Regions from separate parts of the Homo sapiens genome. Here regions 1 and 2 are each linked to region 3. Evidence: chromatin contacts called from ENCODE Hi-C data. All regions are on one chromosome and are shown on one strand. The core of a region is the stretch at or near the end of the contact, and the rest is flanking DNA. Distances in the headings are between cores, read along the strand shown.

What was found. A loop is a pair of places that touch in the nucleus more often than their neighbours do. Pooled maps may share reads with other maps.
Region 1: a pooled map shows a loop between it and region 3 (5-fold over the local background). The contact joins the enhancer-like site here to the promoter of RAB31 in region 3. A Hi-C loop is called at or near these places in 12 of 37 single-sample maps with no recorded cell type and 9 of 50 pooled maps.
Region 2: a map with no recorded cell type shows a loop between it and region 3 (8-fold over the local background). The contact joins the promoter of ANKRD12 here to the promoter of RAB31 in region 3. A Hi-C loop is called at or near these places in 6 of 37 single-sample maps with no recorded cell type and 5 of 50 pooled maps.

The regions. Positions count from the first base shown.
Region 1 is chr18:9,068,460-9,071,159 of GRCh38, forward strand. No RefSeq gene overlaps it. Among named protein-coding and RNA genes, the nearest start is that of NDUFV2, 33 kb to the right of the region's middle. Within about 2 kb of position 1,357, at least 3 of the 41 ENCODE cell types and tissues checked have a DNase peak (open chromatin) inside an H3K27ac peak, as active enhancers do.
Region 2 is chr18:9,135,505-9,138,219 of GRCh38, forward strand. It overlaps ANKRD12 (ankyrin repeat domain 12), which reads left to right and starts at 1,277. Exons shown (of 13, transcript NM_015208.5): 1 at 1,277-1,461. It overlaps NDUFV2-AS1 (NDUFV2 antisense RNA 1), which reads right to left and starts at 1,216. Exons shown (of 3, transcript NR_110772.1): 1 at 860-1,216. RefSeq lists silencers at 379-552, 555-644, 995-1,344, 1,555-1,954, 1,995-2,044 and enhancers at 835-884, 1,375-1,424.
Region 3 is chr18:9,706,902-9,709,601 of GRCh38, forward strand. RAB31 (RAB31, member RAS oncogene family) reads left to right here and starts at 1,400. Exons shown (of 7, transcript NM_006868.4): 1 at 1,400-1,543. The coding sequence starts at 1,505. It overlaps LOC124904244 (a long non-coding RNA gene), which reads right to left and starts at 1,071. Exons shown (of 2, transcript XR_007066281.1): 1 at 1-1,071. It overlaps LOC105371981 (a long non-coding RNA gene), which reads left to right and starts at 1,771. Exons shown (of 2, transcript XR_935131.2): 1 at 1,771-2,700. RefSeq lists silencers at 1,095-1,664, 1,765-1,994.

The sequences.
Region 1 (2,700 bases), core at 107-2,606, 640 kb before region 3:
CTGTCTCTCCCACGCCTTGCCTTTCTCCTCCAGTCTCTTATGTCCCTCCTCCTCCCACACCTTTACCATCAATGCCTTTTGCACCTGAGGTCTGCCTGCCTTCTATGACTCAGAAGGACATAAACTAAGGGAGAAGGTGATTTCCAGCAGATGAGCAGACAGTATTCCAGTGAGACTCATAAAGTGGTAAGCAACCTCTGTGCTTTGAAAACATTGTTAACTTAAAATGGAATACTAGACCATCATGGAGCTCATCGTGACACTGGCCACTGTGAAGCCAAATTTCAAGTACGGAAAGTCACCCAATACAGTGCAATGTCACTGCAATTTACACGATGTGATATGAGAGTCTGTACCAAGAAGGCTCCTCTGCCCCAAATTTCTTGCCTTTCATCCATTTGCCCCACAACTCACGGGTGTTAAAGGGCATAACATTTTAACTATAACTTAAGGGAAACTAACTTTTTTTGTTTTGTTTTGTTTTGTTTTGAGATGGAGTTTTGTTCTTGTTGCCCAGGCTGGAGTACGGTGGCACTATCTCAGCCCACTGCAACCTCCGCCTCCCGGGTTCAAGCTATTATCCTGATTCAGCCTCCTGAGTAGCTGAGATTACAGGCGTGTGCCACCACACCTGGCTATTTTTTGTATTTTTAGTAGAGACAGGGTTTCACCATGTTAGCTAGGTTGGTCCCAAACTCCTGACCTCAGGAGATCTACCCACCTCAGCCTCCCAAAGTGCTGGGATTACAGGCGTGAGCCACCACACCCGGCCAACTTCAACTTTTTAACTTTAACTTGAGCACCACTTTTCTGGTCCTTCGAAGGCAAAAAAATCTGAGGAGATATGAGTATAGCAACCTTTGGGACCGGCACGGTGACTTGTGCCTATAATCCTAGCGCTTTGTGAGGCCGAGGCGGAGGGATGGCTTGAGGCAGGAGTTCGAGGCTGTAGTGAACTATGATCACACCACAGCACTCTAGCCTGAGGGACAGAGCAAGACCTTCCCTAAAAAAAATAAATAAAATAATTTAAAAATTTTTTAAACTCAACCATTGGTATTTATGGATCACTTATAGTAGGTAGGATGTTTTCAAGGTCTCCACTACAGTGCCTGTGTGCTTTGATTCTTAAAGAACGCTGTGAATGGTAGGTATTATTTTCCAGTTTACAAATGAATTAACCCAGGCTTCAAAAGGTTTGATGATTTGCCTGAGGCCACACAGCTGGTAAGGGGCAGGCCATGGTTGCCTCACCAAGTCCCTGCCCCTAATGTTACTGGAAGTGGATCCATAACATAAAAACAGCCTCTGGTGTTTCTGTAGCCCTCGTTGGTCTTATAGACTGCTCGTTCATTTTCTCATTTCCTCACGGGACACCCCCTTGAGGAGGCAAGCTGGGGGTATTTTTAGCAATGGTTTGTCAGTTCCACTTCCTCTGGGATAAGCTGCAGCAGGTGGGCGAAGGAAGGAGGAAGCAGAGAGGGACGACTGAGGAGAGAGACCGCGTGGAAGGGAAGGCCGTCACTCCTCTCCAGGCCCGTCCCACTCACGCAGAACACTGTCCTGATATTTGGGCAGCAGGAGGGTGCCCTGCTTCGAGAAGGAAAATTACCAGGGACCCGTGTGCTCTGTGAAATATGTAAGGCTCTACACAAGGAAGGAAAGCAGTTCCACTGAGATTGGTAATAAATAACATAGTTGTAAACAGAGTAAGAGAATAGAGTTAAGGGTCTCGCCAGACTGCCCCAAAAACAAAAAAAGTCCTTGTTGGGGTTCAGGCTCAGCTGTAGGCTTTAAATTGTTTAGGGATATTTACAGTTCTAAGATATAGAAATCTAGGGCAATGAAGGCTCCTGCAACTATTTAAATGGTATCTGTGAATTAGTGATTTATATTATTTCTTTCTGTTTGTTTTTTTTTGAGACAGGATCTCACTCTGTGGCCCAGGCCGGAGTGCAGTGGTGCAATCATCAGTCACTGCAGCCTTGACGTCCCACCTCAGCCTCCTGAGTAGCTGGGACTACAGGCGTGAGCCACTGTGCCCGGCTAATTTTTATTTTTTGTAGAGACAGCGTCTCCCTATGTTGTGCAGGCTGGTGTCAAACTCCTGGGCTCAAGTGATTCTCCCACCTCAGCCTCCCAAAGTGCTGAGATGACAGGCATGAGCCGTGGCACCTGGCAACTCGTGCTATTTCTAATAGCTACTTATGTTGAGCACCTACCATGAGGTGGGCACATCACCTATTGGCTTCTCATTTTCAGATTAGGATGCTGAAGCTCAGCTAGCAAGTTTCTGCATTGAAATTCAAAACTAGGATTGTCTTGCTTGAATGGCTTTGCGTCATCATGATGGAACTTCCAGAGATCAGTCATATGTTACCCCAGCATCAAAGAGAAAAGAATAGACTGGACTGGCGAGCATAGAGTTCCCATTTATGTGCCTCAAATTCCATCCCATTTACTACCTTGGGCATTTTAACAGCCTTTTAAAGAAATATGGGCAGGCGCGGTGGCTCACACCTGTAATCCCAGCACTTTGGGAGGCCACGGTGGGTGGATCACCTGAGGTCGGGAGTTCAAGTCCAGCCTGACCAACATGGAGAAACCCCGTCTCTACTAAAAATACAAAAATTAGCCAGGTGTGGTTATGCATGCCTGTAATCCCAGCTACTCAGGAGGCTGAGGCAGGAGAATTGCTTG
Region 2 (2,715 bases), core at 27-2,526, 570 kb before region 3:
TTTCCAAGTGGCACAAAAAAGTAACAATGAAAATGTCCTACCCTGGAGCTCTCCTGACTTTCTCATAGGCGACTGTTTTTTTCTTTGTATTTCACATCATAAATAACCAAGTTAAATGTAACACTATTCCACCTCTAGCCATAAGGTGCTCTTTTTCTAGTCTTGTTGACCCTAAAGATTTGTAGGTGGGAGAAATCAGGAACCCAGGAAAGGAAAAACTCCTGATCTTTAATGCAGGTTTATGCTTTACATAGTAATTTGATGGGACCTCGCCGTCCCTGTCAGGTCTGAATGTCACTTCATCTGCTGTGATCACACCTGAACCCTCAGTTCATCAAGACGTTAAAGGACAGTGTAACATAAACTTGTAACTGCATGCACTAAGTCATAAACAGACGCTGTTGTTGCAGATTAACCTCTACGTAAATAACGCGCCCAGAAGGGAGTGAGTACACGCTGCTGCCACGCTGCGACGGTCAATTTTCCTCCGGCACCCTTCCTAGTACCTGAGCAGCTCCCTCTCAAATCCCCAACACTACGTGTGGGAGGGTGCACTGAATTCCTCTTTAAAAAGGCCACTGGAAGGCGTGGCTGGGAGGGGACGCGCTCTAGACCCCCTGGTGCCAGGGCAGGTGCACGCTACCGCGCTTTCGGGGCGGGGCCCAGGGCCCCACCTGAGGCGGGGGGCCGCGGGCTCTGGGCGTAGGTGCAGCTTCTCCGGCCTGGTGCGGGGCCAGACGGCCGCCGCCGGCTTAGCGGGGGAACTTCGCCTAGTCCTCGGGCTGCGGTCGCAGCGTCATTTTGCCTGAGTTGGATCACGCTCGTCCACCCACCCCGTGTAAAAATAACAGGTGAATACCCTATGTGGGGGTCCTCATCGCCGCCATTTCCAGAAGCTTCCAGTCACAGCCACTGCCACGGTCGCCACAAATGCTACTGCAGAGCCCGCTTGCCCAGCAGCGTCACCGGCGCCTGCCCTGCCTCTTCGCCCAGCCTTTGATTCCCCCTCCTTTGTCGGATAGTGTCTGCGGCGGGGAGGCGGTGACACTAGTCCGAGTGGGGCGTGGAGACCGACCAGCACGAAGGGCGGAGTTCCGGCCCGCACCCCTCCGCCGCCTGCCGCTTGGTACGTCCCGCTTCCCCGCCCTGCGGCTCGCGGAGCCTGGCTGAGCAGCAGGAGGGGCGGGCGCCGGGGGGCGGGGCGGTCACGCCGCCCGTCCCGTGCCCGCGGTAGTCACGTGTCCGCGGGTGTCACGTGCTCGCGTCGCAGCCAATCGCGGGGCGACGCTGTCCTGGGAGCGAGGAGGCTGTGGTGAGAGACGGACCGAGACCGGAGATGTTTTCAAGCCCGGCTCCGGCGGCTTTACAGGCGGCTGCAGCGGCGACGAAGACAACGACAGCGACGGCTACGCCGAAGCACTCGTTCCGGGGGTGAAGCCTCCTGCGCCGGCCTTGCCTCGGGTCCGTACGGGTGAGGGGGGCGTGGCGACAGGAAAGGAGGAAGGAGGGGCGCGGTTTCGAGCTTGTCCCCGGCGCCAGGGAGGAGATCCCCTCAGTTCTGCGCTGCTCCCGTTCCCCCTCCCCAGAGCAAGGTAGGGGACGCGCCCTGCCCGCCCCCCCCGGTCCCGACGCGCCGCCCGCCCAGCCTGGCCCGAGCCGTAGCTCGCCTGACAGTGACAGGCCGTTAGTGCCCCCCGGCGCGGGTCCGCCGGGGCCCCGCCCGCCGCCGCCCCTCCCGGCGTCGCGAGGAGCCGCGGCGCAGGTGGGAGCCGCCAACTGGGCGGGGGCGCTGCGCGGGGCGGGGCGGGGGCCGGGCGGAGGGCCGCGAGCTGGCCTCGTCGCGGGCGCCCCTCACCGCGGCTGGCGGGGCTGGGCTGCCGCCGCCTCCCGGAACATGGCGGGGCCGGAGGAGCGTGTGCGTGCGAGTGTGAGTGTGCGCGGCCGAGAGGGCGCCGCTGGCGTGCGGCGGTCGGACCCGCGGGGGCGGGGGCGCGCCCGGCCCGCCGCGCGTTCCCGCCGCCAGCCGCCGAGCGTGCGCCGACGCCGGGGAGTCTGCCGCGGCCGCTCGGGCCGGGAGCGTCGGAGGTACCCGGGTCCTGGGAGAGGTGGATGAAATCAAGAAGGGGAAATTGCTGCTTTAGTAGTGTCCGGGGAAAGAGCAGCCACTCTACAGTTCTGTCTTAAATGCCAGTGTAAAATAACCTTGCCGCATTGGACAGGCAGTTCCCGTCATCGTTTTTCAAGTACCCACTTGTGATGCTTCAAGACCCCTGGAGCACGTCAGGTTCTTAGATCTCGTTTTGAGGAGTGATGTGGAGTGACGCATCCTTACAGATCCCAAAGCGTTGAATAAACGGTTGTACAAAGAGGTATGCGAAGCTTAGCTGACAGCTGTTTTAGTAATAACAGTAAGACGCTGTCTGGGATAGGAAGTTACTGTTGCACTCGTTGAAACCTTAGGAAACATTTAAAGCAGTGTAGTCACCGGGATTGTAATTTCCACTGGACACCCGTGGTTAAACTGCGAACTAAGGTGAAGTGTGTTGCAGATCCAGTGCTGTGTATGTAATGGTTCGGAATTACCTCTAATCCTAAAGTTGAAATGAGCCTGCATCTGCAGTCATGTATTTCGTTTTCATTTTAGAATGGTTTATGTAAATTATAAAGAAAGGCTAGTGAAATAGCTATTTTATCGTAAATTAACTGTGTATTAAA
Region 3 (2,700 bases), core at 150-2,649:
CCTGCCCACATAGAAGACTCTGCTTTGGATACAGAGTCAAGGACGGATACTGATACAATGGACCTGTAACTTGTCCATGGCTGCCTTTTGTACAGTTTAGTCCATTTGAGTAATCTCTACAAGCCTGCACCTCGAGGGCAAACTTCCTGCTCTTCTGGGGAATTTAATTGTGAATTGTCTGTTTCGGGGCCCATTTTGACTCCTGTATTCCAGGACTTATCTCTTTGGAGGCCTTGATTTGGAATTTCCCATTGGATGGGGCTACTTGGGTACTGGGTAGCTTCAACCTGGCTTCCGTAAGAACAAAGCCAGATGATCACGGTGGGTGGTCTGCTAGGAGAATGGAAATGCCATTGATTAAAATTGGAAGGTTAAGAGAGAGGCCTGAGAGTTTGGGATAGGAGATGAAGTTTCAAAAAATCAGTTTTTAAAAAAACATTTCCCATCTGAAATGCCAGTGAATTGTTCAGATAGATTACATTGAAAAGGCTGACATTTCTGTAGCAGCAACGAATGAAGTCATCCGAGTGGATGAGGTGCTCTAGGCCATACATGGAGAAGAGAACACAGTTACCCAAGCCTCCCCGACTGTGTGCGGCCACAGACTCTGCTCATTTCCCAGTTAGGAACGATGCAGGGGTCTGCTGGGATCTCCACGTTTCTACCTGTACCTCTGAGGACTGGGTTTCTGCCCACACGAGTTGCAGGATTTGCTCTACTGAGAAAAAGACTTTTGCTCCAGAAAGCAAGTTTCCCGTTTCAGACACGGACAGCGAGTTTTGCTTCTAGAATCATTTTCAGCTGCATACAGAAAAATGAACTTGGCTGAGCTGAAGAGCCACACATATGTTAAACGGAAGCTCGGGTATTAGGAACGTCGAGAAAGGCAGGCCGAAAAGTTAGCCCCCTTCTCCTCACCCCTGTCCTCACAGCGGCCCCTTCAGTGGCCTGACTTTTTCTGCGTGGGACCCAGAATGTCGCTTGAGGATGGGACCCCCGCAGACCTCCACGCGCTGCCACGCAAACGGCCTCGGCCGAGAGCATTCGCTTTCCAGATGAGAATGGCATCTTCAGGGACCCGCTGGTAGTGGGGCCAGGTCTCCACAGGGCCGGTCCAGTCCTTCCTACCCACCCGGGCCCTGCGGCCAGGCGGGGCCGGGAGGGGCGGATGCCGGAGGGCGCTGGGGGAGGCCGACCCGCGCGGGGCTGGTCCGAGGGCGGAGGCAATCCGCCGGCGACGCCGCAGGTCCCGGGTGGCTGACGCCGTCCGGGGGCGTTCCTGGGAGCTGGGGGCCGGCGAGGCTGGACCCGACGCGCCCGGGAGGAGCCGGCCGGCGGCCACGTGACCCACCGCGGCGGGGCCGGCGGCCCAGAAATAGCAGCGGCGGCGGTTCCGCCCGCGGGCGGCGCGAGCGAGGGGCAGAGGCGAGAGACGCCGGCGGGGCGCGGGCGCGGCGGCCCCGGAGGATGCTGCTGAGCCCCGGCACTGCCTGGCTGCGAGCACATGATGGCGATACGGGAGCTCAAAGTGTGCCTTCTCGGGGTGAGTCCTGGCCGCCACCCGCCGGCGGACCCCGGCCCGCGCTCTCGCGCCCCTTCGCTCCCCTATTCCCTGCGCGCTCAGTCCCCGTGATCCCCTCGCTCTCCGCACCCCTCTCGTAGCCCCCGTCCCCCTCGTCCGCGCGCCCCCTGGTTCCCCGGGTCCCCCTGGCTCCCCTAGTCCGTGCGCCCCTCGCTCTCCGCGCCCCTCGCTCTCCGCACCCCGCCTGTTCTCCGCCTCCCCGCCGTCCGTGCGCCCCTCTGGTCCGCCCCCGCTCTCACCCTGCCGGGGTCCGGGTCCGAGCCTGCCCCGGGCTTACTCCGCTCTTTCCTCCCGGCCCGCGAGTCCCCGGATCCGCGGCGACCTCGCGGGGACCCCCAGCGGGGACGGGGCAGTGGCGGCGAGTCTGGGGCCCCGAGGGCTTTCTCCTCCGCTTTTGATAGTTTCCTTCCGGCAGAAAGTTTAAGTTGCTCAGCCAAGTCGCTGAGTGCTCTTTTGCCTCCTGGGGGCAATTGATTTACTCACGTAAAACAGAAAAATAAAACCAAAAGCGAACCCAGCCAAGGGGGTGAAAGCCGAGGGCGCGGCCGGGGTGGAAGGTGAGGCAGTGACCTGTGCGGAGCGCGCCCTGCAAACTTCCCTGCTGCGGGTGAAAGAAGCTGCCTGGGAAAGTCCTCCCCACCATCACTCCCCTAAAGTGGGGTTTTCTCCGCCCGAAGAAGCCTTAAAGCAGCCAGAAACAAAAAAGCAGTCAATCCGTGCGGCCCGGGGACTGCAGACAGGGGACCCGGCGAGGACGCAGGGAGCCGCTGGCGAACCGCCCCTGGGAATTCAGATAAACGTAGGGTCGCTTCCTTTCGGGGGCCCACTCCGCATTCCAGAATTCCTTCTTCTAAAAGAAGAGCCGGTTCTAAGGGCGTTTTCAGCAGCCATTAGCATCTGGTGTACCCGCCCGTGTCATTGGCAAAGCTGGTCTCATGAAAACCATTTCCTAAAAAAGGGCAGCGAAAGGGTCGCATTCTTGTGCGAACTGATCTGTCAAGATGGGGGTACAAGAACTGTAGAAAGAGGAAATGATTTCGGTGAGGACTGAATTGTGCCAGCGTCTCTAGGCTTCCTCTAGGCTCTTGTGGAACCTCCGGCAGGCTCCCATCATCGGC